Regions from separate parts of the Homo sapiens genome. Here regions 2 and 3 are each linked to region 1. The links are chromatin loops, found by intact Hi-C in ENCODE. Cell type or tissue: HCT116. All regions are shown on one strand. Each heading gives the region's core, and the rest is flanking DNA. Links, peaks and the distances in the headings are about the cores only. Region 1 overlaps SPINK14 (serine peptidase inhibitor Kazal type 14 (putative)). Region 2 overlaps FBXO38-DT (FBXO38 divergent transcript). Region 3 overlaps HTR4 (5-hydroxytryptamine receptor 4).

Region 1 (10,312 bases), core at 902-8,901:
ATGTGGAAGATATCTTCTTTTTTTTTTCCTCCATGTCTCCAATCTCCCTCTTGCGCTTTTTACATCTCCTTGCATTTGTTCTTCATGACAAAGAGCTATCACTACTGAGCTTGTAGCAGATTGTTCAAAGTTCCTTCCATGGACCTCTCCCCTCACTGACTGATTGCCTTCCATAGTCTCCCTAATAAATACACTTTTATGAAAGTCTGATTTGACTTGGGTCTCAGATCTGTGTCTAAAAATCTCAGAAGCAGAAGAAATTCAGAATTTCAGTCATGGGTCAAAGGCAACTATTGGGATTAACCAGCTCTCTAATGCTAATAACACTGAATTAATCTATGTCAAGCCTCCAGATTGTCTTCCGAAGAACATGACAGAAATTTCTTCCATATTCCTTTGGCATTAAAAAAAAAAGTAATGGAACTATAGGACATTGTACTCTGCTTGTAGGATTCCTGTTGCCTAACTTCTGCAAACTTATCATTAAACATCCTCCCTTTTGGATTCAGCCTCGAGACAGAGGTATTTACACATGTGCAGCTTTGATCAGCAGGGCCCCACATTCTCAGCAGATCTATTTTGCCTAGAAGAACACCTACATTGTTGGTATCCATTAATGTCCCATTGGTCATTAGCCTTTTTCTTAAATTCTCTGGACAAATTTTAACCCCTAAAACGTATAGGGACACCTTTTTCTCTCTTATACTTCATATGTATTTTTTACTTCTATATGTACAGCAGACTAATAATATGCACTAATATGCTCTCTTCCTTTCAGAACTTTGCTTCCTACTGGCTTGGGAAAGAGCATCTATTCTGCCTCTTACTACCTTGCAAGGCTGTGGTCAGAGTGTGTACATGTTCTGTTACATCTTTGATCTTACCTCCTGTGCTGATCACATGGTGAATACATGGCTCCAGTGAGAAGAAAACAATCACTTTTCATGTATCATCTTTAGAATTAATATCTCTGGGAAAAACTAGATATTCTCTAGCTTTATAGCATGCCAATTTCCATTGCTCCAAGTCCTGGGCTATGCAAGAACATCAAGAACTTCAGGGATCCTGGGAGGATTGTTTTTTAACATTATTGCTGTATCTTTGTTGACAAATCTTTTCTTCTGCAATAATTAATTTGCCATTAATGTCATCAAGTGAATTCTTAAAAATCTTAAATAGGCACTATTAATAGCCTTGCATGAGATCTGAGCTCTGTTATCTCTAATCCTCTCTAATGACTCTTTCTTTGCTTTGGGTAGTTTCTTCACACACGAGCACCAATTGTTAATCTTCTGATCCCTTTATCCAGCTCTCCTGTGCAGTAGTCCTGCAGACACCAGCCAGTTTAGTCTCTATTTCCTTTCAGCTCTGTATCCTCAACTCGTAATTGCTTCATTGAGATTCCTCTTTCCTATTCCTAGAATCTCTTACAATGCAAAAACCAAGGTCAACTACAGACTTTAATTTATTTATTTTCCATCTATCAGGAATCTGTCCTTCAGTGCCTCGTGTCCTAGTGTCATGTTTACATATTTGTCTGACTATTTTTGTTGTTTCAGGTAGGAGAATATATCTTATCTGGTTTTCCTTGCATCCTATTGTTTGAAAGTAGAAGTTGACTTTATCTTTTATCGTGCCATTGTACTTACGTTTTATACTTCTTTTTCCTATGATACCTCCTAAAGTCTACACTAGAATACGTTGTCATTATTCTACTTTTTGTAAGAATTCCAATGGACAAGATTTGTGCTCTATAATACTACAAATCTTTTTAGTAGATAAGAAAGCACTGACTTAAACTGTCAATGGGTAACAGTAAAAAGATCAGTAAAAATAATTTTTTTTCTGTCATTTGATAGTAGGCATTCCCAAAGATGTAAAGGAGATCAGCATGCATCTAAATGCAAGATGGCCTCCTTCCAGTGCAACCCCTAAGGATAATTTTCACAGGTCTCTTATGACTGCTAACATGAAAGGAACTTCCCCCTTTTGCGGTCCCAGCTCTGATAGTCACTGCCTGTGTTCTCATTCTTTCTCTCTCTCTCTCCCTCTGCCTTTGGCAGGTGATTTCAAATTCCTCCCTCTGATTCCCTGTATATTTTATGCTTTGGTAATTGATTAGCCCCAGGTTTTAGCTATTGCCATCTTCCACCCACCCTGCTTCCTCTGCATGACAAACCCACTCACATCTGTATTACTCTGTTGCCTATATACGTATAACTCACTTACCCACATCATGAGACTGTGCCCATATTCTTAGCATCAGACACTGGACATCTTTATATATACACATATATATATATATATACACACACACACACACACACATATATATATACACATATATATTCCATTTAATGACTTTGGACATGCGCATACAACCTTGAAACCATCGTCACAATCAAGGCAGTAGACATATCTGTCACCTCTAAAAATTTTCCTGTGACTCTTTGTTTTTGTTAATGCTGCTGTTGTTGTTGTTGTTGTAAGAAAAATTAATGAGATCTACCCTCAATAAATTTTGAAGTGCACAACACCGTATTGTTAACTATGGGCACTATGTTGTATAGTAGATCTTCAGAACTTATTCTTACATAATCAAAATTTTAAAACCATGAACAACAACTCCCCATTTCTCCCTCCCCCCAGTCCCTGGAAACTATTATTTTATTCTCTGCTTCCATGAATTTGACTATTTTATTTTTATTTTATTTTATTTGTTTTACTTTAAGTTCTGGGATACACATGCAGAATGTGCAGGTTTGTTACATAGGCATACATGTGTCATGGTGGTTTGCTGCACCTATCAACCCATCATCTAGATTTTAAGACCTGCATGCATTAGGTGTTTGTCCTAATGCTCTCCCTCCCCTTGCCTCTCATCCCACAACCACCCCAGTGTGTGTTGTTCCTCTCCCCATGTCCATATGTTCTCATTGTTCAACTCCCACTTATGAGTGAGAACATACGGTGCTTGACTTTCTGTTTCTGTGTTAGTTTGCTGAAGATGATGGCTTCCAGCTTCATCCACTTCCCTTCAAATGGCATGATCGAATTCATTTTTATGGCTGCATAGTATTCCATGGTATATGTACCACATTTTCTTTATCCAGTCTATCACTGATGGGCATTTGGGTTCGTTCCATGACTTTGCTATTGTAAATAGTGCTGCAGTAAACATACATGTGCATGTGTCTTTATAGTAGAATGATTTATAGTCCTTTGGGTGTATACCCAGTAATGGGATTGCTGGGTCAAAGGGTATTTCTGGTTCTAGATCCTTGAGGAATCACCATACCATCTTTCACAATGGTTGAACTAATTTACATTCCCACCAACATTGTAAGAGTTTCTATTTCTCCACTGCTTCACCAGCATCTATTGTTTCTTGACTTTTTAATAATCACCATTCTGACTGGCATGAGATGGTGTTTCCTTGTGGTTTAGAATTGCATTTCTCTAATGATCAGTGCTTATGAGCATTTTTCATGTTTGTTGGCCTCATAAATATCTTCTTTGTGAAGCAGACACTGGACATCTTAATTTCACTGGCTCTTGTGGAATCTTGAAAGTCAATCTATCTAATATGGATCCTATGCTTTTCTAAATTTGCTTTACACATGTTTTGATGTAATGAAAATTAATGCTATCACTCTCTCTAAGCCCTTTTTCACTCAAACTCAATTTTAATATACTATAAATATATATTCCTTATATCAGCTTACATATTGATCAAACTCATGAACATTTATTTAATTCAAGTCATCTTGTTTTAATGTTATTTTACTATTCATCTTAACTGTTATCTCAGGTTCCATTCTATTCTTCTGACCATAATTTTCCATTTAAATATTATCTGTTAAAAATCACTATCCTTGGTTAATTATAATAGAAACAAACATCTTAGTATGACATACAAGACACTTTATTTCATCTGTGAAAGACACTCTCGAAGCCCAAGTTGAACTATAATGAACTCTTGTAGGACTTGTAGCAAACCCTATTTGCCCATAAGGTGGCAGTAAAGCATTGCTCTTTAGACCAACAACTTTGACAATACTTTTGGCCAACTTGTCATATAACAATATGATTTTGGGGAAATTGCTAGATCTCTATGAGCTGCAGATTTCTTATCATCTAACATGGTAATATCCTTCTCCCCAGGAAGATGAAAGCTCCTAACATACTCAGCCTTGACGTTTATTCAGGTGTCACATTGGATGAGAGTATTGGGAAATGTTTCTAACTAATGGAATATTTGTAACTAACGAATGGACTAAATATTACTCTTCTAATCCTATGGAGTTTTTTTCTTTCTGATTAGCTTATTTTTACCCTGAGAAAGTTAATTCAGAGAGACAGACTTGTGTAAACTGTTTTCCATGTATTTTCCAAGCAAAAATTTGGAATGAGTTAGATATGGGCCCTATGTAGGCTTCCAGAAAGTCATTGTTATTTAAAATAACAATGAAAACAACATGACAAATCTAAGCCACAGTTAATTTTCTTTAATATAAAATTCATTGATTTATTTTTATTATTATTTTCAACAAATCATAATTGTGTACACTTACGGGGTGTAATGTGATGTTTTGTTATATGTATACAAAGTGGAATGATTAAATCCATCTAATTCACATATCCATCACTTCACTTATTTTTTGTGGTGTGACATTGCAAATTTACTTTCTTAGCTATTTTTAAATAGGCAACATGTTTTTATTAACTATAGTCATCCTTCTGTGCAGTAGATTTTATAAGCCTATTATTTTGTGTAACTGAAACTTCGTACAATTTGATAAACACCTCCTCATTCCTTCCTCCCCACCCCCACTTCTAGCTTCTGGTAACCAGCATACCATTCTCTACTTCTACTTCTATGAACTTGATCTCTTTTAACATTCTGCATTTAAGTGTGAGTATGTGGTGAAAGTGGGCATCTCTGTCCTATTCCATATCTCAGAGGAGAAGCTTTCAGCTTTTCACCATTAAGTATGATGTTAGCTGTGGGCTTGGCATATATGCCATAACTGTGTTTAGGTACATTTCTTCTATGCTAACTGTATTTAGGTACAGTTTTTTTCTTTGCCTGGCTTATTTCACTTTACATAATGTTCTCCAATTCTGTACATATTGCTGCAAATGACAGAGTTTCTTTCTTTTTAAAAGATGAATAGTATTCCATTGTATATCACACTTGGAAATATATCACATTTTCTTCATCCATTCATTTGTTGATGGACATATAGATTGTTTACATATTTTTTCTATTGCAGACAATGCTGTAATGAATACAGCATGCAGATACCTCTTCCACGTGTTGACTTGAATTCCTTTGGGTATATACCCAGAGTGGGATTGCTGGATCATATAGTAGTTCCATTTTTAGTTTTTTGAGGAACCTCCATCCTGTTTTCCATAATGACTGTACTAATTTACATTCCCAATAAGAGTGTACAAAGGTTCTGTTTTCTTCACTTCCTTGCCAGCACTTCTTATCTTTCATTGTTATAATAGCCATTCTAACAGGTGTGAAGTCATATCTTATTCTGGTTTTAATTTGCATTTCCCTAATTATTAGTGATGTAGAGCATTTAAAAATAAACATGTTTGCAATTTGTATGCCTTCTTTTGAGAAATGTCTGTTCAGGTCCTTTGCCAATTTTTAATTAGATTATTTGTTTTCTTGCTATTTAGTTGCTTGAATTCCTTATGTATTTTGGAATACTAAACCTTTGTTAGATGCATGGTTTGTGAATATTTTTTTTCCCCACTCTGTGGGTTGTCTCTTTACTCTATTTTTTCCTTGGCTGTGCAGAAATTTTCAGATTTGATGCAATCTCGTTTGTATTAATACTTTTGCTTTTGTTGCCTTTGTTTAGAGTTCAGATAAAAAAAATCATTGCTCATACCAATGTTATAAAGCTCTTCCCCTGTTTCCTTCTAGTTTTACGGTTTCAAGACTTACATATAAATCTTTAATTCATTTTGAGTTCATTTTTATATATAGTATGAGATAAGAAACCAATTTTATTTTTCATCAGGCAAATATTCCATTTTCCCAGCACCATTTATTGAAGAGACTCTCCTTTTCCTTTCTCCATTGTATGTTTTTAAATTTTATTTCAAAAATCAATTAGATAAAAATGTGTGGGTTTATTTTTGATCTGTCTATTCTGTTCCATTGGTTGATGTATCTGTTTTTATGCCAGTTCCATGCTGTCTTTATAGCATGGTGCTGGCATAAAATAGCTTTATAATATATCTTGAAGTCAGGTAGTATGATGCCTCCAGCTTCATTCTTTTTGCTCAGTATACTTTGGCTTTTCACGGTCTTTTGTGGCTCCATACGAGTTTAAGAGTTGTTTTCTCTGTTTCTATATAAAAAGACTGGAATTTTTATATTGAATGTTTAGATCATTCTGGGTTGTATAAACATTTTCACAATATTAATTCTTCCAATCCATGAACACAGATATTTCTCTATTTTTTCTTCAATTTGTTTCGTCACTGTTTTATAGTTTTTTTGTATATAAATCTTTCACCTCCTTGATTAAATTTACACCTAAGTGTTTTCTTTTTTGGTTGCTATTGTGGATGGGATTAAAAAATTTTTTTGGATAGTTCATTATTCGTTTATAAATACTAATTTTTATATGTTGATTTTGTATGCTGCCACTCTACTAAATTTGTTTATCTTTTCTAGTAGTTTTCTTTGTGGCATCTTTAGGGTTTTCTATATACGAGATCATACCGTCCACACACAGAGACAATTTCAGTTTTTCATTTCCAAAAGTTTTCATTTAATTTCAACAAATAAAATGATTTTTGTTCTATGGTAACTTTGTTTTCATTTTATGTGTGTATGTGTGTATTATGTGTAAACATTTGTGTGTGTGTGTGGCAATAATAGCTAAAATCTACTAATTTAGCATGAATCCCAATGTAGTAATGGGTAATTTTATTACCCGTAGTTCTCATGTTGTATATTAGATCTCTAGACTTATTTATCCTACATATGGGCTATTTTTTAAAATATTTTGACCTACATCTCTGTATTTTCATACCCTTCCACACCAAACTTACCCCTGATAAACACTGTTTTGTTCTCTATTTCTGTGTATTTGAATTATTTTGAGTTTCACATATAAATGAGATCAGGCAATACTTTTATTTTTGGGTCTGGCTTATTTCACTTAGCATAATGTCCTCCAGACTCATTCATTTTGTGGCAAATGGCAAGACTTCATTTGTTTTAAGGGCTGAATAATATTCTATACATTCATACGTGTGCCACAGTGATTTTAATCCAGTCATCCATCAATGAACACTTAGGTTCTTCACATATCTTGGCTATTGTGAATAAGGTTGCAATGAACATGAAAGTGCAGATATCTTTACAAGGTCATGATTTCTTCCTTTTTGGATATATACTCAGAAGAGGGACTGCTGGGTTACATGGTAGTTCTATTTTTAATTTCTTTTGGAACTCCGGTACAGTTTTCCACAATGACCTATTAATCTACAGTCCCATCAACAATGTTTCAGGGCTCCCTTTTCTCCATACCCTTGCCAAAACTTGTTACTTCTTGTATTTTTGACTATATATATAGATATATGCACAAATACATACATATATATATATATATATATATACACACACACACACACACACACACACACACACACACACACACACACATATATATTTGAGATGGGATCTCACTCTGTCACCCAGGCTCCCAGGCTGAAGTGCAGTGCAGTGACACAATCATGGCTCATTGCAGCCTCCACCTGCTTGGGCTCAGGTGATCCTCCTACCTCAGCCTCCCAGGTAGTAGGGACTACAGGCGTATGCTACCACAGCCTGCTAATTTTTGTATATTTTGTAGAGACGGGATCTCACCATGTTGCCCAGGCTGGCTAGAACCCCTGGGCTCAAGCGATCTGCCTGCCTCAGCCTCCAAAACTGTTAAGATTATAGGCAGGAGCCAATGCACGTGGCCCCTTTATATATTTTGGATATTAATTTTTTATCAGATATATGGTTTACAAATACTTTCTCTGAATATGTAGGTTCTTATTCATTTTGTTTATTGTTTCCTTTGCTGTGAAGAAGCTTTTTAGTTTGAGGTAGCCCAACTTGTATCAATTTTTTCTTTTTCCTTTTGGTATGATATCCAAAAAATCATTGCCAAGGCCAACGTTAAAGAGCTTTTCCTCTATGTTTTCTTCTAAGAACTTTGGGGTTTCAGGCCTTATACTTGGAAGGTATTACAATAGATCCCTCAAAAATAGAATGGATAATAAGGGACAATAGAGAAAATAATTTCTTAGAAAATACAGCCTACAAAGATTGAGTCAGAAAAAGTAGAAAGTCTGAAAAGTTCAATAACAAATAAGGAGACTGAAGTGGTAATTAAAACCTCCCAATGAAGAAAAGCTCAGGACAAGATGGCTTTGTAGCTAAATTTTACCACATATTAAGGCAGAATTAATACTAATCTTTCTTAAATTTTTCCTAAAATAGAACTAAGGAAATACTCCCAAACTCATTATATGAGTCCTGGTATCACCAGCTCGATATACCAAAGTCAAAGATACCACAATAAAAAAAAATGACAAGCGATTCTCTGACGAACATTGATTCAAAAATTCTCAATAAAATATTGTCAAAAGGGATTCAACAACATGGCGTGGTGGCTCACGCCTGTAATCCCAGCACTTTGGGAGGCCGAGGCTGGCAGATCACGAGGTCAAGAGATCGAGACCAACGTGGCCAACATGGTGAAACGCCGTCTCTACTAAAACTAAGAAAAGTAGCAGGGTGCAGTGGCAGGCGCCTGTAATCCCAGCTACTTGGGAGGCTGAGGCAGGAGAATCGCCTGAACCCAGGAGGCGGAGGTTGCAGTGAACCGAGATCGTGCCACTGCACTCCGCCTGGCGACAGAGAGAGACTCCGTCTCAAAAAAAAAAAAAAAAGTACATTATGACCAAGTGGGATTTATCCTTGGCAAGCAAGCCTGGTTTACCATACACAAATCAATCACTGTAACACGTCACATTAACAGAATAGAAGATAAAAACTTCTTTACCATCTCAATTGATGCAGCAAAAGCATTTCACAAAGTTGAACATTATTTATTGATTCAAAGCTCTCTATAGTTTAGGTATAGAAGGAAAGTTCCTCCACATACTAAAAACCATCTTTGAGAAAACCACAGCTAACGTTATAATCAATGGGGAATAACTAAGCTTTTCCTCTAGGATCCAGTACCAGGCAAGGATGCCCACTCTCGTCACTTTGGTTCAAACATATTACAGTACTGGAAATACTACAAAGAGTAATCAGACTAGAACAAAAAAGAAAAAGGCATACAAATCAAAAAATAAAAAAGTAAAGTTATTTCTAATGGCAAATGACAAGATTCTAAATGTAGAAAACCCCAAATACTCCACAAAAAAGCAGTTAGAACGAATCAATGAATTTAGTAAAATTACTAGATACAAAATTGACATACAAAAATTAATTGCATATCTGTACACAAATCATAACCTATATGAAAAATAAATGAAGAGAACAATCCCATTTTCAAAAGCATAAAAAATACTTAGCAAGAAATTTAAGCAAAAATGTGAAAGATTATACACTGTAAACTACAAAACATTGATGAAAAAAAGTGAAGACACAAATAAATAAAAAGATACCCCTTGCTCATGGATTAGAATATTGTTAAAATGTTTGTAATACCCAAAACAATATACAGAATTAACACAGTTTCTATAAAAATTCCAATGAAATTCTTCACAGAAATAGAAAAAAAAGTCCTAAAATTTGTCTGGAACCACGAAAGTCATCGAATCGTCAAAGTAATTCTGAGAAAGAAAAATAAAGAGGTGTAACACTTTCTTATTTAAAGTTATGTTAAAAGGCTATAGTGATCAAAAGAGTGTGTAGAACAGGCTTAAAAACAGAAACATTTCAATGGAGCCAAATAGGAAGCTGAGAATCAAAAGGTCAGGAGAGGGAAAGGATAATCTCTTTAGTAGATAGGGCTGGAAAAACCGGATTTCCTCATGAAAAGAATAAGGTTGAACCCTTATCTTAGACCATACACAAAAATCAAACAAAAATGGGTATATTCAAGATTTTCCACATTTTGTGATCTAATAGACATCCATACTATTTGTGTAAGACCTTTGAAATCAGGCTTCGGCAAACAATGATTTATGATTTCTTCTTACTTAAAAATATTTCTGGTTCAGTGTACCTTATATGAAATATTTGGGATGAGAAGTGTTTGGGAATTTG
Region 2 (10,312 bases), core at 1,642-9,641, 190 kb after region 1:
TTCATAGGCTTCATTGAAGAAATGTCTATTCAAATCCTTTGCTCACATTTTACTCAGATTATTTACCTTTTTATTGTTAAGTTGTAAGAGTTTTTTATATATTCTGGATACTAGTTCCTTAATGGATGTTGACTTACGGATATTTTCTCTCATTATGTGGGTTTCTTTTCACTTTATTAACAGTGTCCTTTGAAGTGCAGGAGATTTTAATTTTATAAAGTACAATTTATCTATTGCTGCTTGTGTTTTTGGCATCATATCTAAGAAAACATTGCTTAATCCAAGGTCACAAATATCTCCTCTGTTTTCTTCCAAACGTTTTAAGTTTTAACCGTTACATTCAGATCTTTGACTCATGTTGAGTTAGATTTGTATATGGTGTGAGGCAGGGAATTCAACTGTATTGTTTTGTATGTAAATACACAGCTATCCCAGCACTGTTCGTTGAAAATACTTATCTTTCCTCATTTAATTGTTTTATAACCTTCATTGAAAATCAATTGACCACAAATTTAAGGATTTATTTCTGAACTTTCAATTTTATTCTATTGGTCTATATGTCTATCTTTGTGCCAATACCACACTCTCTTGATTATTGTAGATTTTCATAGTAAGCTTTGAAGTCAAGAAGTATGGGTTCTTAAAATTTGCTCATTTTCAGACTGTTTGGCTATTCTGGGTACTATCCTCAGGAAGTATTAAACGTATTGTCAAAGAATAATGCATAGATATGTTCTGCACAGTAGTTCTAAGGGTAAAATACAAAAAAAGATCTAATAACATATAATTAGTTTCTAATAATATAATACATAATTATAGCACATCTATAATTAATACTTTCTGGAAAAGAGTTAGTAAATGGAATTGTGTCACTGTCTATGGTAATGCTACAAATATCAATGCTCTAATGCCCACTAACTTTATTTGCATGAAAGCCAATATTTTCCAAACTTTCCATTTTCCAAATAGTTCTTAGCATCTCCAGACACAATAGTGGAACTCGAGGGAAGTACAGTTTTCTTACGTAAGATCTTCTTTTCCCATTGTTGTGCTGCCACTTAAATATCCTTGTCCATGATTCTCTGATGTTTACTACACCTCCACCCTACTGCTCAGCTTCTTCTTATTCCAGGTCAGTTGTGAAATCCATTTTGCTTCCCATGCCCACTATTTCAGAGGGAGTTTATGCATAAGACTGATCTGGTTCCTCAACTTTTCTACTTATCTCTGTTAGCCTGAAGTTGCTTTCTTCTAAGATTATCAAGGCATTCCAAATGTGTGGCCAGGTCATGTTCATAACAAAGTGAGGGGGACAAGCGTATCTTTACACTAACTGTACATGTGCCTCCCTCCATCCTTCAAACCCCAGCTCGGGTTCTAACTGGTACTGTGTTTCTGCATCTTGGGGAAGTCAAAGGTTGATCCACTTTAGTGCACCAAATCTCTCTGGCTTTTTGCTTATAGGCTCATCCTTTTTTAGCGCTATATGATTTAAAAAAAAAAAAACTTCACTAGACATCACCTATTAACTTTTCAAAAAATAATCATGACCTAACATTAAGTTTACAAAATGTATCAAATGATGCATATTGTATGATTAAACTTTAAAAAATGTATTTATTGTATATACTCAGAAACATAAAATATTTAAGAGAATAAATAATGAGGAAACTTTTGAAAACCTACAAATAGGCCTGATTTCAATTTAGTGCTTATTACATACCAAGCTCTGTCCTTGGTACCACATAGAAATTATCTCATTCAGTATTCGAAACAATCCTACAAAGCTGAAATTGGCATTACCTTTCATTTTATAGATGATGAAACTGACACTTAGAGAGATTTAGGGACCCAAGATATAATTGCTTATAGGGAGAAAAACCAAGAAACAAATCTAGGAATTTGACTCCCAGAGCCTACAAGTTTAAATTCCTATTATCTTATCTTATGACTAGAAACTTTTATTTGGACAGAATTTTAGGAGTTTTCAAAACAGGTTCTTATATTTATCCCAAGAATGTTTAATAAACACCTAGAAAGTTCCAGACACTCTGCTAGGTGCTGAGAAAACAAAATAAAAAATAAGATACTATTATTCTCAAGCTACTACTACAAATAATATATGGTTATAAGCTTACGACAGTTAGAAAGTACTTTCCCAAACAGGACCCCTGTAAGTACATGGAAGGCAGGGGAGAGATATTTCCTTTTACATATAAAAATGAAGTACTCCAAAGTTGATTGCCTTGCCCAATGTCAAATAGGAAGTATGTACGGAAGATGAATAATATTCCTTATAACTTCACAGTAGCTCCTATGTGGCTATTGTTAAATTTTTTAAAAATGGGCCACTTTTTGAGAGGATCACTTGAGGCCAGGGGTTTGAGACCAGCCTGGTCAACATGGTGGAACCCCGTCTCTACTAAAAATGTATATAAAAAAAAAAAGCCAGGCATGGTGGCAGGTGCCTGTAATCCCAGCTGCTCGGGAGGCTGAGGCAGAAGAATTGCTTGAACCTGGGACGTGGAGGTTGCAGTGGGCTGAGATTGCGGCATTGCACTCCAGCCTGGGTGACAGAGTGAGACCTTGTTTAAAAAAAAAAATAGGCCACTTTTGCATGAAACACGCACACAAAATTTCATTGACTATAACTTAGTATAAAATTTAGTATTTTGCTTGGTATTGTTATTACATTTCTGCTGAAGAAGACAGATATTTTTCATTTATGTTTTCTACACTCCTGAGTTTATCCTGTTCTTAACCATTATGGTCTTTGCCCCAGTAATGCGTATGCTTCTTGTATTATGGTCTTTGTCTCAATAATAAGTATTCTTGAAGTTCATAGAGCATATCCAAAGTGATCCTCAAAACAGCCTATTTCCAAAGTGATCCTCAAAAGAGCCTATCTCAGTCGGTATCCATCATTATGGTCATTTTATCAACAAGGTAATTCTGATTCAGAGAAGTGAAAAGATTTTCCCAAGGTACCTTATCAATTTATTGATTTCCTCATGCTCTACTTTTTAACATACAGGTTTACACATTCGTTAAAAGCTCTAATAATGTTTTGCCATGATTACAAATCAGAAGCATCTCCAGGGTGAAAGTGCATAATGAGGGGAGAGGAAAATCTTTGTAGCTATGGGCTATTTGTAAGCCAGGAGTTTACAAATCAAGTTCTCTCTCCATTTATCTATCTATCTATCTATCTATCTATCTATCTATCTATCTATCTATCTATCGGGTCTCACTCTGTTACCCAGGCTGGAGTTCAGTGGCATGATCTTGGCTCACTGCAACCTCAACCTGTTGGGCTCATTCTCTCTCCTTTCAAAAAATTATTATATAATATAGAGATTATAATATGCAACTAGGCCGGTCAAGAAAGATTATATTTCATTTTAATGGTTTGTAAATATTTATATCAATTTCTCTTAGAGCTTTGAATCTCACTCTCAACATTCAATACCATGGAAAATGCAGAAAGTCCCCTGCATCTTGAATATGAAGTGATTTTTCTTTGTTTTTCATGAATGAAACCATTTGAAATAAGCATCATCTCTCATTCATAAAGTAGAATTCATTATATTACCTTATTTTTTAAAGAAAAGCAATAAATCTTATCTTATGGAGAGTTCCTCTTTGACTCGAGATATATTTAATTACATACATCAGAACTGTTTGGTTCTAGAAATACAGAGCTGAATAGGAAGTAACCCCTGACATTGGGCAATTCACAGTCTAATCAGCTAACTGGACAATTCAGTCACTTACTCACTAAATACTCTTTAAGTACTTATGAGATTGGGAGACTTGTCTAGACTCAGTCTTCAGTGGTCATCAAAACAGGTTTGTGCACTCATGCACTTTACAGTCCAGTGAGGGAGCAATAAAACAAAAGATTATTAAACAATATGATAAAATGTGAGAAGGAGTAAAACAACCCATGGCATGCAGAAGCTTGCCTTAGCATTGTAACACGTTGGTCTTCTACTTACATCTGGGCCTTCATGTTCTCCATTTGAGATAAACAATTTCATAGAATGTTTACATCTGACAAACTACTCTGTGACTATGAAGAAATCAAGACTAAGATAATACCACTTAATAATCATGACTAAACACAGGCAAAACATGAACATTATCAAAGTCACAAAATACCAAATATCGACTTATCTAGACTAATGTGACTGCTGCTTCTTCACCAATTACAACTTTAGCCTTAAGCTACTCTTCCCTCCTCCTAAATAATTACTCCCACTTTCTGAGGGCATTCAAACCAAAGCAAAGCCTCTTTTCCTTAAGCCTTCCACCAAATTAACCTAACAATCTCAAATCCTACAATAAGACCTTTCTAATACCCTTCTATTGACATGCCTTATGGCTCCCAGGGGTGTGTGTTCTCACAGGCTGCAGTTAATCATAAGCCCTGTTTGTACAACTATAGGTGTGTTCCTAGTAGTCTTTGGCTGGAAGAGTATGACAAAGGCAAAACTTGAAGGCAGCAATAATACCATTCTTGTTGCTCCTTTCCTCTCTTCTCCACAGGAATTCACAGGGGCATGAAGAAAATGAAAATAGATGGTCATGAACTCTTAAATTAAGGGGTAGGAAATATTTTACTCATGTATGTATTTATTCATTGAGTCATATGTTTTCTTCCAAAAATAACTTACAGTGGCTGATCTTATTCAGTGGATTCAAAGGTACAGAGTAGAGGGCAGCTCCCTGAGAACTGTTATATAAAGACAACATCCTGGCAAAAGAAACACCCAACAATAATGAAAATGGTAGGATAAGGGCACTCCAAATGACTCTGATGTTTAACAGGATACCCCTTTTTCCCACAGCTGAGGTTCCTCCTATGCTTTTCTTAACCAGGGATGATACATTAATCACCTACTGTCAGGTTCTACTTGGCTCCTGTCACCATAAGTATCTTCTCCCCTTCAACAGAAATTCTTCATTCCCCTCCCCATTCTCAGTCCCTATTCCCTACAGATAGCAAGCTCAGTCTGGTCTCGGGATCTAGAAAAAAAAATCCTCATTTTTTAGTCTTGAAGCATTTAAGAAGCTCTAGTTCAATCCTCAGGCAAATCTAAATCAATCAAGTCACTCTTGGCTTAACCTAATAATTTTCTAATAGAGCAGTACTATTCCCATAAAGGGTATTTAAAGTATGTGGGGACTTAATTTTTACTTGTCACAATGACTGTCCTGCATAGGGAAAAATTAACCCATCCAGGATCCTGATAGTGCTCCTATTGAGAAACATCTCACCATAGATGTCACATGTCTATCACATCCAACCATCCTGCTTCTCCCCACGCCCACATTAGATATCAGTAATCAAATAGTACATGCCACTGAGCTGTATGTGGCCTCAAAATGTTTATCAACATAGTAATCCAGGCATGCCTTGTCATCAGATTTGATATGGAACATAAAACCTATTTGCGATTCCTGCACATAACCTTTTAAAAAATGTGCTATTTTTTGTGGGTACATAGTGAGTGAGTATATATATTTGCGATTCCTGCACATAACCTTTTAAAAAATGTGCTATTTTTTGTGGGTACGTAGTGAGTGAGTATATATATTTATGAGGTACATTAGACATTTTGATACAGGCATACAATGCATAATAATAACATCAGGGTAAATGGGATATCCATCACCTCAAGCATTTATCCTTTCTTTGTGTTACAAACAACCCAATTATGTAGTTATTTTTAGATGTACAATAAATTATTGTTGACTGTAGTCACTCTGCTGTGCTATCAATACTAGAGCTTACTCATGCTATCTAATTATATTTTTGTACCCATTAACCATCCCCTCTTCCCTGCCCCCAATACTCTTCCCAACCTCTGGTAAACATTATTCTACTCTCTATCTCCATGAGTTCAATTGTTTTAAATGTTAGCTACCACAAATGAGTGAGAACGTGCATAATTTGTCTTTCCGTGCCTCGTGTATTCCACCTAACATAATGACCTTGAGTTCCATCCATGTTGTTACAAATGTCAAGATCTCATTCTTTCTTATGACTTTTTCTTTTTAAGACAAAAATAGCTTCATGGTTAAGATGAAGTCCTTCATCCTGCTCTATTTGCTATGCCTGTAGTCAGGCCTTGGTCATGTGACCACTCTTCAAGTCCTTCTGAGACAGGGCCCCTTTCAGGGATGTGAGCCCTGTGGCTGAGACCTTGCAACATTTCAACAGATCTCTGACAGTAAATGCCTCCCAGCATTACCTCTCTGAACATTCCTTGCTCCTAATGCACAGTGAGCTACACCCTCTAGTGGGCAAACCACATGCAGTACATTGAACTTTGGAAGAGTAACATCCTCTGTCTACTACCAACCACCTCCAGTAATGATCAGGCTCCCCAGATTTCACAAGAAAAAAAAAGCAGGGGATAGGGGGAAGAGGGGAACGGGAGATTTTATGGCTCTTCTGCCTGACAACTCCAGGTGAATCTGAATTTAGTAACAGCTGGATTCAGGGTCTCCAAAACTTCTGCTGGAAATTTCTTTCTCCAGCTCTTGGATCCATCCATTCTTTCTCCAGTGTGGTTTTTATTCATAGGCAGGCTTTCCCCACCCCACACCACCTCTATCTGCAGTGGTAGACCCTGGCAGCTTAGAGTTACGATGTCGTCAGTGGAAGAGAGCTTTCCTTTTCCAAGAAGTCTTCTAACAAAAGGTTTGAGTCTTATTACACTAGTTGGAATAAAAGGCTTATTCTTGAACCAGTCATAGCTACAAGCATGCTTAATTCTCATTGAAATGGACCAAATTATAAGGTCCTACAGGAGCCAGAGGTAAGTTGGCCTTACTGTATGAACTAGAAGATGATAAAGAATTGTTCCCCAAAGGAATATTGAAGAACTACTGCCAGAGGAGAAATAAACGCAGGTCAAGCAAACAACAGATGCTTCAACACTATACTTTCTATATGCTATCTTTGAGTCTAAGATTGTTCTCAGGCCTGGCCCAAGCTCAATCCCTTGCTATACTGCTGTCCTTATTGCAGTAAACTGTTTTGCCTGTTTTTGCTATAATAAGACTTGATACTGCCAGGATCAGAAACTTTTTATCTTGGTAGAAAGCATGAAAATGTCACCTAGAGATCTTAGCCTTCTGATGCCCACACTTTCATATCCAAATGACATGACTTGACCTTCCATTCCACAAATCACAGGAAGTCTGGTGTCCTCCCGATTGCAGAGGATCCCAGGACCTCTATGTCCTTATGGTAACTACTTGCTCTGTATCTCTAATTTTGCAAAGTTCTCCATCGGCACCTCATTTCATCTTTGGATGCTGCTGCCTCACTCCCCACCACTTTGGTGCAGATGACTCCACAGCCACTGCACACCCGCTATCTTCCTTCATTCCTCAAGCACTTTAAAGGCTATTTAGGGTAACAAATGTTTTCTGAAGGTTTGGAGTACTGGAGGAGGACAATGGCTAACACGGCCTATGAAATATGTCAGGATACTTTCAGTTAAGAGAGATGAAAATCTAAATGAAACAGCTTAGGTCAAGCAAGAAATGTGTAGGCTCATGCAATTAGGAGGATTCAGGGTGGGTCGTAATTCAGGCACAGCTTTATCCATGGACTCAGGTATTGTCAGAAGTCTCAGTCTCCATCTCTGCCCTCTGCTTGTCTCTGGATTTTATTAAATGCTGGTTTCATCATCTCCCATACAAACTCTATCTACCAGATAAGAAAAATGGCTGCAGCCACTCCAGTCTCATGTCCTTACAGCTCATGATTAGAAAAAAAAAGGCGGGGGTGGGGTTGGGAATGGGAAGAAGAGAATCCTGGAGCCCAGTCAAACATTCCCCGCAATCAGTATGCAACTGCGGTCCCCAGATAAGAGAAATAGAAGGTTTTCTTACAATGTCTATGCCAAAAGGTCAAATTTAAGCAAAGAAATGAGGATTAAATCATATCTATTATTATTATCTGGCACTAAGAAACAGTAAATGAATAATTAATACATAAAATGTCCTATTTTCAAAAACTATAGCATGTTAAGGAATTAGATAGATGAGCCTTATCATTGAAATTTTAAACTTTTAATCAAGTATTGGCTTAAACTTAGAATATTAAGTTGAAGAGATGAGAATTTTATTAAGACTAAAGATTATTGGCTGTTTGAGAAGTCGTCATTTGCCATATGTGTATGTTTAATAGAGTTATGAGTTTTATTTAAATATTTAGGAAGGTTTGGTTTATTAAACCATTGAAATGCTTAAAAGGAAAAATCGAGTGTATTATATTTATCCATTTATTCATTAATTCCTTTACTGGACAAAACTTAACTATGTATCTATCCCTATCTGTTTATTTTTGAAAAATTGGTCTATCAGTATGGTTATTTGATTTCTGTTCCCAAACTCCTCAACCAAACTGAACTGCAGGTAGAAACATATCTACTTCTCATCATAATTGTTTTATTGTACCTAACAGTGTCTGGCCCTAGAGCAAGCACTCAGAAAATACTTGCTGAATGAATGAATGAACCATGTGAGGCTCAAAATATAACCAACTTACATAAGAAGCACAACTGTTTTATCCCAGTTACTTGTGGAACACAAGGACCATCAGTTTCTGTCCCAGTATTATACTCACCTAGATGGGCCCAGCTCACCAGCATCTTCCTTCTCTTTCCTTGCAAGAGCTGAATAAGGTTGATCCACCTTCTGCCTACAGGGGAGCAAACTGTTCACTCGCCTAGGGCTACAGAGTCATCAGGTATATGAGGGGAAGCAGTGAGTCCTACGCTCAGCTGAAATATGCTATGTGTGAAGGGAAATAAGACTGAAAAGGCAGGCTGAAACCAATGCATATTGTACATGGGAACTCTGATAAGCAAGTTATATATATATTATTTAAGCCTCAGTTTAAGCAAAAAAGAGACATTGAAAGTTTTTTCTAAAAAAAAAACTACTTTATTGAAGTATGATTGACATACAAAAATTACATATATTTAATATATAAAACTTGATGCGTCTGAAGATATATACCTGTGAAACTATTACCACAATCTATGCCATGAACCTATTCATCACCTCCAAAAGTTTCTTCCTGTCTTTTCATTATGTTATGTGTGAGTAGAATACATAAGATGTATCCTCTTAACAAATTTTGTAAATACACTCTACAGTGTTGTTTGATCTCTAATCTTGTATAACCAAGTTTGTACCTTGTGACTAATACCTCCCCATTTCCCCTTCCCTCCAGTCTCTGGCAAATACCATTGCACTACCTTACTCTACGAATTTCATTATATTATGCCTCTCCTCTGTGCTACTTAGGCATCCTGGTATTCCACTGTGACAGAATTTCCTAAATTTTGCTGAAATGTTCCTTATAGATCGTGTCTCCCCACTAACTTGAGAGTAGAGACTGTTTCCTAGTCATCTCTGCAGCCCTGGTGCCTAACATATTCCCAGGTCTCAAACAGACGTTTAATAAATGTTGGCTGCCTGAAGAAATGATGGAATTCAGAATTTTTGGCATTTCAGTGTACTTTCTTTCCTAACATCTTTGCTGTCTTTCCTCTGGTAATCAAACTAAAACATCTGAACTAGAAGTAGTGACAGAGAAAATATGATTAGATTAGTCTTAGTCTGTTTTCTGCTGCTAAAACAGAATACCTGAGACTGGGTAATTTATAAAGAACAGAGATTTACTTCTTACAGTTCTTGAGTCCAGGAAGTAAAAGTTCAAGGGACCTGCATCTAGAGACTGCCTTCTTGTTGTGTCATCCCACAGCAGAAGGTAGATGGGCAAGAGAGCAAGAAAGAGAGAGAGAGTGTGCACGTGAGAGAGAGCATGAGAACGAGAGCAAGTGAGAGAGAAAGGGCCAAACTCCAAACTCCTTCTTTTATCAGGAACCTACTCCTCTGGTAACAGCATTGATCTATACATGAGGGAGGGCTCTCACGACCTAATCATCTTTTAAAAGTTCCACCTCTCAACACGATTGCATTAGACATTAAGTTTCTGTATTAGTCCATTCTCACACAGCCATAAAGACATACCTGAGACTGGGTAATTTATAAAGAAAAGAGATTTCATCAGGTCATGGTTCTGTGGGCTGTACAGGCTTCTGCTTCCTGGGAGGCCTCAGGAAACTTACAATCATGGCGGAAGGTGACAAGGAAGCAAGCACATCTTCACATGGCCTGCAGGAGAGAGCAAGCAAAGGAGGAAGTGATACATGCTTTAAAAGAATCAAATCGCATAAGAACCCACTCACTTTCGTAAGAACAGAAAGCAGGAAGTCTGCCC
Region 3 (10,312 bases), core at 1,532-9,531, 300 kb after region 1:
AAAAAATAGTTCATGGCAGTATTATGAACACCGCCTCAGAAAAGCTAAGGACAGGAGGTAAACAAGCACCAGCACAGAGGGTATTCCCTGGTCCAGCGATTGGGCTTTAGGCTCCCAAGAACATTCCATCCAGGGCATAGATTATAATAACCAGAGATGGGAGATCCAGACCTACCTATTCCCCGTCCTGCTTGAATCTTTTATGTGATGGAATTCCAGGTAGATTTGTGTATGAAGAAAGGATTCTGATGTGTAAACCTAATTCTTGTCCACCCCTGGCATTTTATATGTGAGAAGATAGGTCCCAAGAGGTAAACAAAAGAGCTAAGTCTATTTTACTCTGGACATTACTCTGTCTCCTGACTGCTGACAGGGTTCATTCCATTGTTCCACACTCAGAAGAGATGGGACCTAGATTTCATCACACATAACCTGGGCCTAAAGGAGATGAACTCCAGGCTCTTGGATGGCTCGTGACATGCCCCCTCCAGTTTTTTTTTTCTAAAGGCTTCAGCAGGGATGCACATGCTTAACCTCAATCCAAGACCTCCAGATATACATTGTCACACTGCCTTAAATGCCTCCTCGTGGTTTGTGCTCTGAGAGTAGCTGGACAGGATCCCCATCCTCTGCTCATTAGGTGACCATGTCATAGAGGTTTGTCTTATTGCTGGAGGCCTTGATGAAGGTGACAGACAGGCAGACAGGTAGAATCTGGTAAAATCACATTATCTAGGGGCCCGGGGCTACTAGCTTTCCTTTGAGAGGAACCTGGTACTGGAGTCAGAAAATTCTCTAGCTTCAAACGACATAGCTACTGGAGAATGCCCTGGGATCTTGGAGGTTACCGAGAAGCTCCACAAGACTGAGGCATGGGAGTTGACTTTGGCATTTTATTGCATATTCAAAATTCAGTTATTAGTTTTCAGACGCATTTTTCCTTGAATATATAATTTATATAAACATGTACAGAATGCACTCATATAAACATATGTATAATTTATCAATAAATATAATTTATCAATTAAAAAATCTATGTAGGCTCCAATTTTTTCCATAACACATTTCTGGGAACTGCATCAAAAAGTAGATGATCATAAAGCCAAAGATGCTTTCCATGTAAACAAAGTTAGAATCAAGGATTCTAGGACCTTCAAAGCCTTAGCTTCAAATAAATCATAGCTATAACTAACAATCTCATAAACCAAAAACACAACCATCATTACAATTTGTAATCCTTTGAAATTAGAGAATTAAGTTTCATGTTCTATGTGGTGGGCACACATGTACTTTATATGTTGATCACACAAGGGATCTCAGTGCATTATAAACTGTATAAGTGGCCCCTTTGTAATTCTACTTTATTAAAAATGTAAATAAAATTAAGTTGTTAGCTAAAATAGCATTAAACCACAATTAACAATCATATACATAGACTATCAGATCAGGAAAATTTTCAAAAGTTATCAGGTTCAATATCTTAGTTGACTCTTTATGTAGTATTCATGCTATCTGGTCATAGTCTGGTCCACGTTTGATTTTTTTCATAGGATTTGTATATATATAATTTATAGCATGGGGATGATTTTGATGGTCCAAGTATTTTCTTCTTCAAATACATTTTTTCATAGTGAACAAACATTTGAATCTTATTCCATGTTACTTTGAAGTTATATGAGAAGTTACGCTCATTATTATCAAAATTAGCCTGTAGTCCCTTACTTTGTGAATAACCAAATCCTTTTAAATGAGTTTCTGTGATTCATAAATTCGTGTGTTGGGCAACCTGAAATGACCAAATTAGGATGGGTGGATTTGGAAGAATTAATATCCAAAGGGTGCTTCTACAATTCCTAGAATTTTATTTATTTGTTTATTTAGTGAGATGGAGTCTCACTCTATTGCCCAGGCTGAAGTGCAGTGGTGCAATCTCAGCTTAATGCAGCCTCTGCCTCATGGATTTAAGCAATTCTCCTGCCTCAGTCTCCCAAGTAGTTGGGACTACAGGCAGATGCCACCATACTCGGCTAATTTTTGTAGCTTTAGTAGAGATCAAATTTCACCATGTTGGCCAGGCTCGAACTCCTGACCTCAAGTGATTCTCCCACCTGGGCCTCCCAAAGTGCTGGGAATACAGGAAGAATTAATACCCAAGGGGTGCTCCTAGAATATTATTTTTTTAACAAGGCTCTGGTTTGGCATTTACCTTCCTGCGAACTTTGCCCTGGGCATTTCTTTCTCTGTTTCTTTATCAACATAGAAACTTACTCTCTTAAGTTGGTTTACCTCCCGGTAAATAAATTCATAGTCCTCGAGTGCTCAGGCACATCCACAGTAATCCAAAACGCCCAAAGTAATGATAAATATGTGGAATGGCATTTTATGATTTACAGAATGTTTTCACAAAAAAATTATCTTATATCTCCACAACAACTTTGTGAAGTAGGCAAGAGAGATTCTCTCTGAGGTCTGAGACATTCAGGAATTAGTTCAATTTGCTTAATAAGTCAGCAATGGACCCAGTGCACGTGCTGCCTCTGTGCTGTACTCCTCCCACCAATGTGCTCATGCAGGCAATGGGTGGGTGTGTGGGCAGCCACAGCAGATTGGTTGGGTCTCATCATCAGGTCCAGAGCCATGGAGCCCAGAAGCTGGCTGCTCCCTTCTTCATATTAGAAAAGCACCTCAAAATGGTGCTTGCCTCCTAATGGTGGTTGCTGAGCCTAGTGATGGCAGGGGAACAATGACTTGAAAAATCAAAGGGGATTGGTCCAGCCACAGAGTCAGAGTCAGGGTGTAAGTTAGAATTTAAATAAACTTTCTTCATATGTGACAAGAATGGTTCCCTGGTTCAATCTGCTTCATTGATCAGGGAGAATCCCAGTCTACACAAAGAGCATTTCAGCATGGAGAGATATTTCTCACGAATTCTGAATAGCATTTCTCTTTCAGAGGCTATTTTCCTTCCCTAAAACATGACTTTCTCCCCAACAGAATTAAGTCTTCATAGGACAGAGAGGCTTTTTTTTTTCTTTTTCTTTTTGGCATTTGGATGGTTTGGTCAATCTTCTCTTCCTTATTCCAAAGTTTCTTCCTGTCGGTTTCAGTTCCAGAACTAAAGTAAACAACAATGGAAACAATAACTGACACCTTATAAGCAATAAGAAAAAAAGAGAATATGATAAATAATCCTGAGATGCTATTAAACCACAGCCAAGATCAAAGTCAGAATCTCACATGGCTCTGGGTTTGGCATTTACCTTCCCGGGACTTCTGCTATGGGGCATTCGCAAGAGCCACTGACTCAGCTTTGAATAAAAGACATCCAGATTAATCTGAAGGACAAAGCTGGAAAGGTCAGGGGTCTAAAAGGCCCAAATGAGGAGGGTCGTTCCTTTGAAACAAAGCCAAAAGGCAGGCAGGCCATGGCTTCTCGAGGTAGCAGACGGCTATAGCAGCATACTGTTGTCTTAGAAACAGAAAGAAAACTTAAAGGTCCTCTAGTCCAAGCTTGAGTGCACAGATGTGGAAAGTGGGGTCCAGAGATGAAAGAACACTATTCAAGATCTCACAGCTTGTTTGCAGCACAGCCAGGGCGGCAATTTGGGTCCTCTGGCTTCAAGTACAGCATTGCCTCGGCATCCCCAGTGCTGCTGGATCCTGCCCTCCTGCACCTTGGGGGAGCTGCAGGGGAAAATGAGTTTCCCCAGTGTGAACTTCCAACAGTTATCTCCTTTGGCAGCAACAAAGCCAGATTGAAGGGTTTCAAAATGATATCACAAGTTCATGGGAAAGATCCTGAAGCCTAATAAACACCTACGATGTTGCTAGCCCTGCCCAAGGCTTTTTAGAAGACGTCCCGTTCTAGCCCAGCAGGAGAGCGAGCATCTCAGGGCAGACACGCCAGCGGCCAGGACACCAGGAGGAAGCTATCTGTCTTCAGCTTCCCTCCAGAGTTGCTGTGGAGACCATTTTCCTCTGACAGATCTCTGACCCTGTGTCTTCCATGGAAAATAAATGGAGCATGTCCTGAAGAGGAGGACAGACATTGGACATAAGGAAGAGCAAGTGGACGTCTGGGACTGACAAGGGGGCCAACCAAGAGGATGCACGTTTGGACCCAGACACAGGGAGAAAAGTGTGTTAGCGTCTGGCACAGAACAGGGCGAAGAAGAGGCAGGGGATAGCTTGAACATGGCTGTGACGGACGTGACCAAGCAAGTAAGCAAGACAGGAGCGACGCCTCTGGCTAAGACAGGAACAGAGAGGGAGTATTTTGTTGATATCTGGAAGCCCACACAGCAAAGAAGGCGTATTTGGAGACATCAGTGACCGAGATAGGACGCAGCAAGCTATCGTGCTTAGAACGTGAGTGAGACAGATCAGACACAGTGAGTGACGGGAACATGTCAGAGACACCAGAGACCACGCGGCAAAAGCAGAGAATCTGGGAAGAGGGAGTGTTGGGAAATAAAAAGTGAACAAGGAGGCCATTATGTCCCCTGACTCCCTCCAGCGCCACCTGCTGGAATCTCAGAGGAAAAGCCCAGCGAGCACCGGGTTCCTGCACTGGCGGACGGAAAGCCTCAGGTGAAGAGAATACCGGGTGCAGTCGCGCACAAGCAGCAGCTTAGGACCTGGCCCTCTTTCGGAGGCATGGCTGTCTTCTGGGTCATTGTCCCAGGGGCCTAAGTGTCACTGGGCTGAGCAGCCACCAAAGGAGAAGTTGCTGGCGGGTGACACTGACTCTCCCACTGGCCACCACACTCCACTGCATCCCTAGAGAGAGGAGAAGATTACAGAACCTCAGAATTGGAAAGGATGTTGCAGATCATCTCCTGAAAGAGCCCACCTGCATGGCAGGAACACTCTGTGCCATGCAGATGAGTAGCTATTTGGCTTCTACTTAGGAATTTCCATTGACAGGCCAGTCCATATTAATTTTTGGCAATAATAACTATTAGAAATAGCCCATTAATGTTCAGCCAAAATCGGTGTCCATATGGCTTCTACCTGATGGACCTATTACGCCTATCAGGCCCCCTCAACATTGTGCCCTCTACCGATTATATCCTCCAAGTTTTCTCTACTCCAAGCTACACATTCCGATTTTCTTTAATAGTTCATTATATATTATAGTTTCCAGATTATTCCCCATAATGGGCACTGTCCTTTGAACACCTCTCTTGAATTATGGTACTAGGAAAGTGCACAAATTTTCGCAGGGAGCCTGACTTACATCATGTGCTTTTCATCATCAATTGGGTTTATTTCTATTAATGTAGTCAAATTCAGTTCATTTCTAAAAATGGTAATAAGTTATTGGCGTATATTGAGCTTGCTGCCAACTTTGATCGTTTTTGATACAACAACTGTCAATTCCTGAGGTTCTTTATTACATTGCTGCCTAGTTGATTTTATTATTTATTTATTTATTTATTTATTTATTTATTTATTTATTTATTTGAGCCAAAATATAAACCATCACATTTTACTCAGTTAAACTTTGTTATATCGGTTTGGTATCACTTTAGTCAGCTGAGATCATTCTAAATCATAGCAATTTTAACATTCAAGATATGATTATTTAGCACCCACTCAAACTAGACCTTAAGTTTTTTGCAAGCACATAGGAAGATCAAATAATCTACAATGGTAGATATTTCAGTTTAGTGTCATCTGCCTTTTAGTTTTTCAGGCAAGGTAAAAAATGTTGAGCAAGATAAAACAGAGAATCATAGTTACCCCAAGACAGGCTTCCTTGCAGTCAAACATCTAATGCTCAATGTGCCTGAGAATGGACCCGCTCTGGCAGGCTTTGTCCAATACCTTGCTAAAATGTCTCTGTCAAACAGAAAATCTGTCCTAGCAGATAAAGAAATTATTTGGCATGAATTATTATACAACAGTGAATCTTACTTACACAAGCTATGAGTCTATGGTTTCTGGAGATTAGCTTTAGTGTTTCTTGAAAAATTGGGGCAATATTTACTATCTCCAGGCTTCCACCTATTCCCCAGTCCTAGAAGAAGTTCATTCGGACTTGTTAGCAACAAGTTTTTTTTAAGCCCCTGAGATATGACACATCTTGGCTCAGAGAGAGTTAAATGCTTTCCATCAATCCTGGACAGCAACTTTCTCCCTAAAATGTTCTCTTCTTTCCAGTTGGAAGTCTATTCTTATTATAGCAGAATATGCAAGATTTCTTCCCTAAATAATGAAATCTAACTATTTCTGGGTTAGATCTGAACATAGCTCTGAACATAGCTTTTGTTCATCCTTGATTCATCCTTGGTTATATGTTCCTTCCTCCAGATTTTCCACATGCCATTTTAAAGTGTAAACTCTCTAGATAACTCAAGATGTGCCCTCAGGCCTTTACATACTCCCTTACATTTTTATCTGTCTGATTCATTGAATATATCTATTTAGAGAAAAAACAATGAATGAAAAAGAAGGAATGAAGGTTAAAAAGGAAGGAAGGAGAGAAGGAAGAAAGGGAAGGAGGAAGGAAGGAAGAAGGAAAGGAAGGAAAGAAGGAAGGGAAAGAGGGAGAGAGGGAAGAAAGAAAATAAGAATTTCTCATCTCTCATTGGCCAAATCCCCTTTGTATCATATTTGTTATTATTGTCATTATTAGCAACGATAAAAACAACCACCTATTAGTGCAGCACTGGTGTGCCAGGCATTGGGCTGAATGCAGTATGTGCCTTAATTCATGTATTACACCCATTTAACAGGCAAGGAAACTGAGCTTCAGGGAGCATAAGTAATTTGCCCAAGTATACACAGTTAATAAATGACAGGGTCAGACCTTACATTTAAGTCATTTTTGACACCAGCACCTGTGCTAGTAACTGTTCTACTGTATTGTCATTCATCATTTTGACAACTACCACTATGGATACAGTATTTAGGTCTCGCTGTCTCTAGCATTTCTTTGTCCCACTATGGCAGACTCCTGGGTGAAATGAATATGTAGAGGGGTGCATGTTATAAATGTTCCACCTGTGAGAAACCTGCAGTGTGATGTGGCATTTCCATTTATTGCAACACAATATGACTGTGACACTAACATGAGACTCTTTCCTGCTAACTCCATCTGACCATTAAAGAAGAGTCATTGCCAAGTGGAACCCCATGTTTTCTGTGACGTAGAACTAGGGAGACTAGGTGTAAAGGGGGAAAAAATCCTGTGAAGGTAGGAGGAAAGTCCGGAAGACAAAGAGAGGGGCCACATGAATAAACATAATAAAGAATGAGGGGTGAGGATAAAAGACAAGGCGAAAAGATCAGAGCTAAAGAAAGCCATGTGGTTGGGCATGTGGAAGGCTCCAGAGCAATTGGAGAGAGGAAGAGGTTCTTTGAGAAATGTTTCCGAAGGGCTACATTGGCTCTCTCTTTCTCTCCCTCTCTATCTATCTTTGACATTGGCAAACTCAGCTTCAATATATTGGCTCTCTTGTACAATTCTTTTAGAGATTTAAATAAAGATTGAAAATACTCTAGTATTGCTATTTGATGTCTAATGCCAGGTTACATCAATATAGCTCTGGCCATGGAGAAAGGACAATGGCCCAGCATCTAACTCCATGAAGGACTCACAACGTCTCTCTCTCAGCAGGACGAATGGGAATGTGAGAATAATGACAGAGTGATCTTATGGTCAGTTGGCTCATAGCCGCAGTTCTCATTGTTATATTTACATAATTGTTCACAGTTAGCAGTTTAGTGTCATCTGCCTTTTAGGCCTTCATGCATGATAAAAAAAAATGTGGTACATTATACTGCACCATAAGAGACCTCCTTCCTGTGCAATAAGATCATCCTCAGTGCACATGGCTTTAACACTCAGGAAGCCCCTTTCACTCCCAGCTAGAAGGTCACCTTACTAATTCAGAGAAGAAAGCAGCAGAGTGTAGCAACCAGAAGACAGGGACCTGGGTTCTAATGCCTTTGGAGCCTCCAGTTGAGTGACTGGATGACTTTGTCCCTTTCCTGTGCCTCACTTTTCCCATTTGTTAAATGAAGGGGAGGATAATCTGTAAGATCATTTGCAGCTCTGACATTCTGATTCTATGAGTAGCAGGGATGGTGGGTGACAGAGACAGGCCTTCTGATTGGGCACCAGCTGTGTGTGGGACTGTTCTCCAAAGCTGTGGGTAATTGCTTCAAATCTGGCTTTTAATATTCTATTGTTAGTATCTGATACTTTATATTCCATGTGGAGGGAAGAGGTTTCGCTGGAAACACAGGGAGGGTAATTTTGGATTTGTATTAAAGAATCTGAAAGACCTCAATTTCGGAATCTGTGAAATTACATTGCAAAGCTGTTAAACGTATTTGGGTAGGATAGGATAGGGTGGGGCTGAGATGCCACAACTTAAAATGCAGCGAGATCACAACTGTCTCTCCTCAAACATATGTTTGATCAAAAACATTGGCAGAGCCACTCAAAATCCCTGATGCAAAACATCATTTAAAAAGAATCTTTCTCCAATATTTTAACGGATGAGTTTTTAAAATGCAGTTTCTTGTTGTAATCATTTTGGTAAAATCCCTGACAATTTACAAAGCATTGTCATATCTTTTTTTCACATTTAATCTTCAATGCAAATCTGTAAGGCAAGAAGGTACAGAGTCTTGTTTCCATGTTAGAGGAAGAGGAAAGTGTAATGTAGAGGCATGGATTGATCGATGGGTAATGGTGGATCTAGTGCTATAACTTGGGTATTCTGCCCTCCAAATCAAGAATTCTGCCCATTTGGAAACATGGAAATCATTTATGTGGTGGGAAGTTTTATAACAAAGTTATTAGCAGTTAATGAAACAGACTTACAATTACTTGTTCTGTGGAAGAAAGAATAGGAGGAGGAAGAAGGAGAAGAGGAGGAAGAAGAAAAGGAGGAGGAGGAGGAGGAGGAGAATCACTTGCTAAGTCATCTTTCTCAAAGGTCCAGAGGCTATGTGCATGAGAACTATATTGGGTACTTTTATAAAATACAGATTCCCAGGATCCATACCAGACCTTTGACAGCGAGGGTAGGAGGGCAGGAGTGAGCCAGAGAGAGCAGCAATCTGCATTTTAAAAAACTGCTCTCAGCTGATTCTTACGCACACAGGTGTATGAGATTTCCCTCCAGCCATTCTATTCATACCAGAGAGCGAGCTTAGAGATAGAGACAGTAGAGAGAGCGAGCTTAGAGATAGAGACAGTAGAGAGAGCGAGCTTAGAGATAGAGACAGTAGAGAGAGCGAGCTTAGAGATAGGCAGTAGAGAGAAATCACAGGCAGGTCAGAGGGGCCAGAGATAGAAGTCCCTGCTCCCAAAGGGAAAGGAATGGAAACAATAAAATAAAACATACATTTCAGCAAAGTGGACAAGGAAGTATTTATTGGTTGTCATCACATTGAAGATAAACAGATGAGAAAAGACTTGGTGATTATGAAAATGAGAAAGCAAAAAATGTAAAGAGATGCACAGAGCAATGTTTTTTTAGGTGCTTTTCATGTGATGAGAAATAGAATTCTTGGGTATTGTTAGCTGATAAAAACCGAGTTGTCTATAAACCGTGAGGCACATAGATTTGTAATAAGTTATCAGCAAGTTTGCTTATTAAAAGTCCATTTCTTAAATTGTCTGTAGATACACTATCAACCAGAATTCTACTAAGGCTAGAAGATCAAGTGTTTCCCAAACATAGGATGTGTTCTGTGAGTGACATCTCAGAGAATGGGCACAGCATTAAATAATCTGAATGACAGCAAGGGGATTCAAATTATTCATTCAGTCATTCTGACTCAGTGTGGTCCTGCTCTGGTTTAACAAGTCTCTAATACCTAACAAACACAGTGCAGGCGTCAGGCTCAAAGCCTTTGGCAAAAAAACAGGATAAAGCTAAATTTTAATAACTTTGTTTTACTTTCATTGCATTTGTATTAAAAATCATCTTCTCTATATAGTTTTGCATTTAAGGTCACAATACAGAGTTTCCTTTACAAATATGTTTATTTAGATTTAAAACGTATTTAAAGAAAAATAGTAAATAAATAATAGCATGGCATGGGTAGAGTGGTGATATGATAAAAAAAAATCATGAAAGTAGCATGCAAGTTACAAAAGCCCCTATCAGACAGATGAGAAAACTAAATTGCAGAAAGCATAGTGTCTTGGCAAGGACATAAAGCAATGCATCTGCAGGGCATGACATCTAGGATCTTTCTTTCTACTGTCTTTTGAAGCTTGCAGAAAGCTGAGCTTTCATAGTTTGGGATGTTAACATTGTGGCCTCTGGACAAAATGTATTCCCAA

The links. Peaks named below come from ENCODE experiments on the same cell type or tissue, not always from the same donor. Only the 100,000 strongest peaks of a DNase experiment are listed, where the experiment ranks them.
Region 2: it touches region 1 in a loop (8-fold over the local background); 69 of 110 quality-filtered maps call a loop at or near these places.
Region 3: a loop joins it to region 1, with 2.8 times the contacts of the local background. A loop is called at or near these places in 11 of 110 quality-filtered maps.

The regions. Positions count from the first base shown.
Region 1 is chr5:148,175,413-148,185,724 of GRCh38, forward strand. It overlaps SPINK14 (serine peptidase inhibitor Kazal type 14 (putative)), which reads left to right. Exons shown (of 5, transcript NM_001001325.2): 5 at 1-207. Among named protein-coding and RNA genes, the nearest start is that of SPINK14, 12 kb to the left of the region's middle. In HCT116, for the core only: a CTCF peak has its summit at 4,025 (motif pointing right); a DNase peak (open chromatin) is centred at 3,999.
Region 2 is chr5:148,368,640-148,378,951 of GRCh38, forward strand. It overlaps FBXO38-DT (FBXO38 divergent transcript), which reads right to left. Exons shown (of 5, transcript NR_105057.1): 2 at 10,063-10,206. Among named protein-coding and RNA genes, the nearest start is that of FBXO38-DT, 10 kb to the right of the region's middle. In HCT116, for the core only: a CTCF peak has its summit at 6,314 (motif pointing left); a DNase peak (open chromatin) is centred at 6,252.
Region 3 is chr5:148,478,515-148,488,826 of GRCh38, forward strand. HTR4 (5-hydroxytryptamine receptor 4) reads right to left here. Exons shown (of 7, transcript NM_000870.7): 7 at 3,033-4,779. The coding sequence ends at 4,689. The region is part of intron 2 of LOC107986462 (a long non-coding RNA gene); the gene reads left to right. Among named protein-coding and RNA genes, the nearest start is that of FBXO38, 100 kb to the left of the region's middle. In HCT116, for the core only: CTCF peaks have their summits at 4,535 (motif pointing left) and 4,735; a DNase peak (open chromatin) is centred at 4,537; H3K27me3 peaks cover 1,740 bases.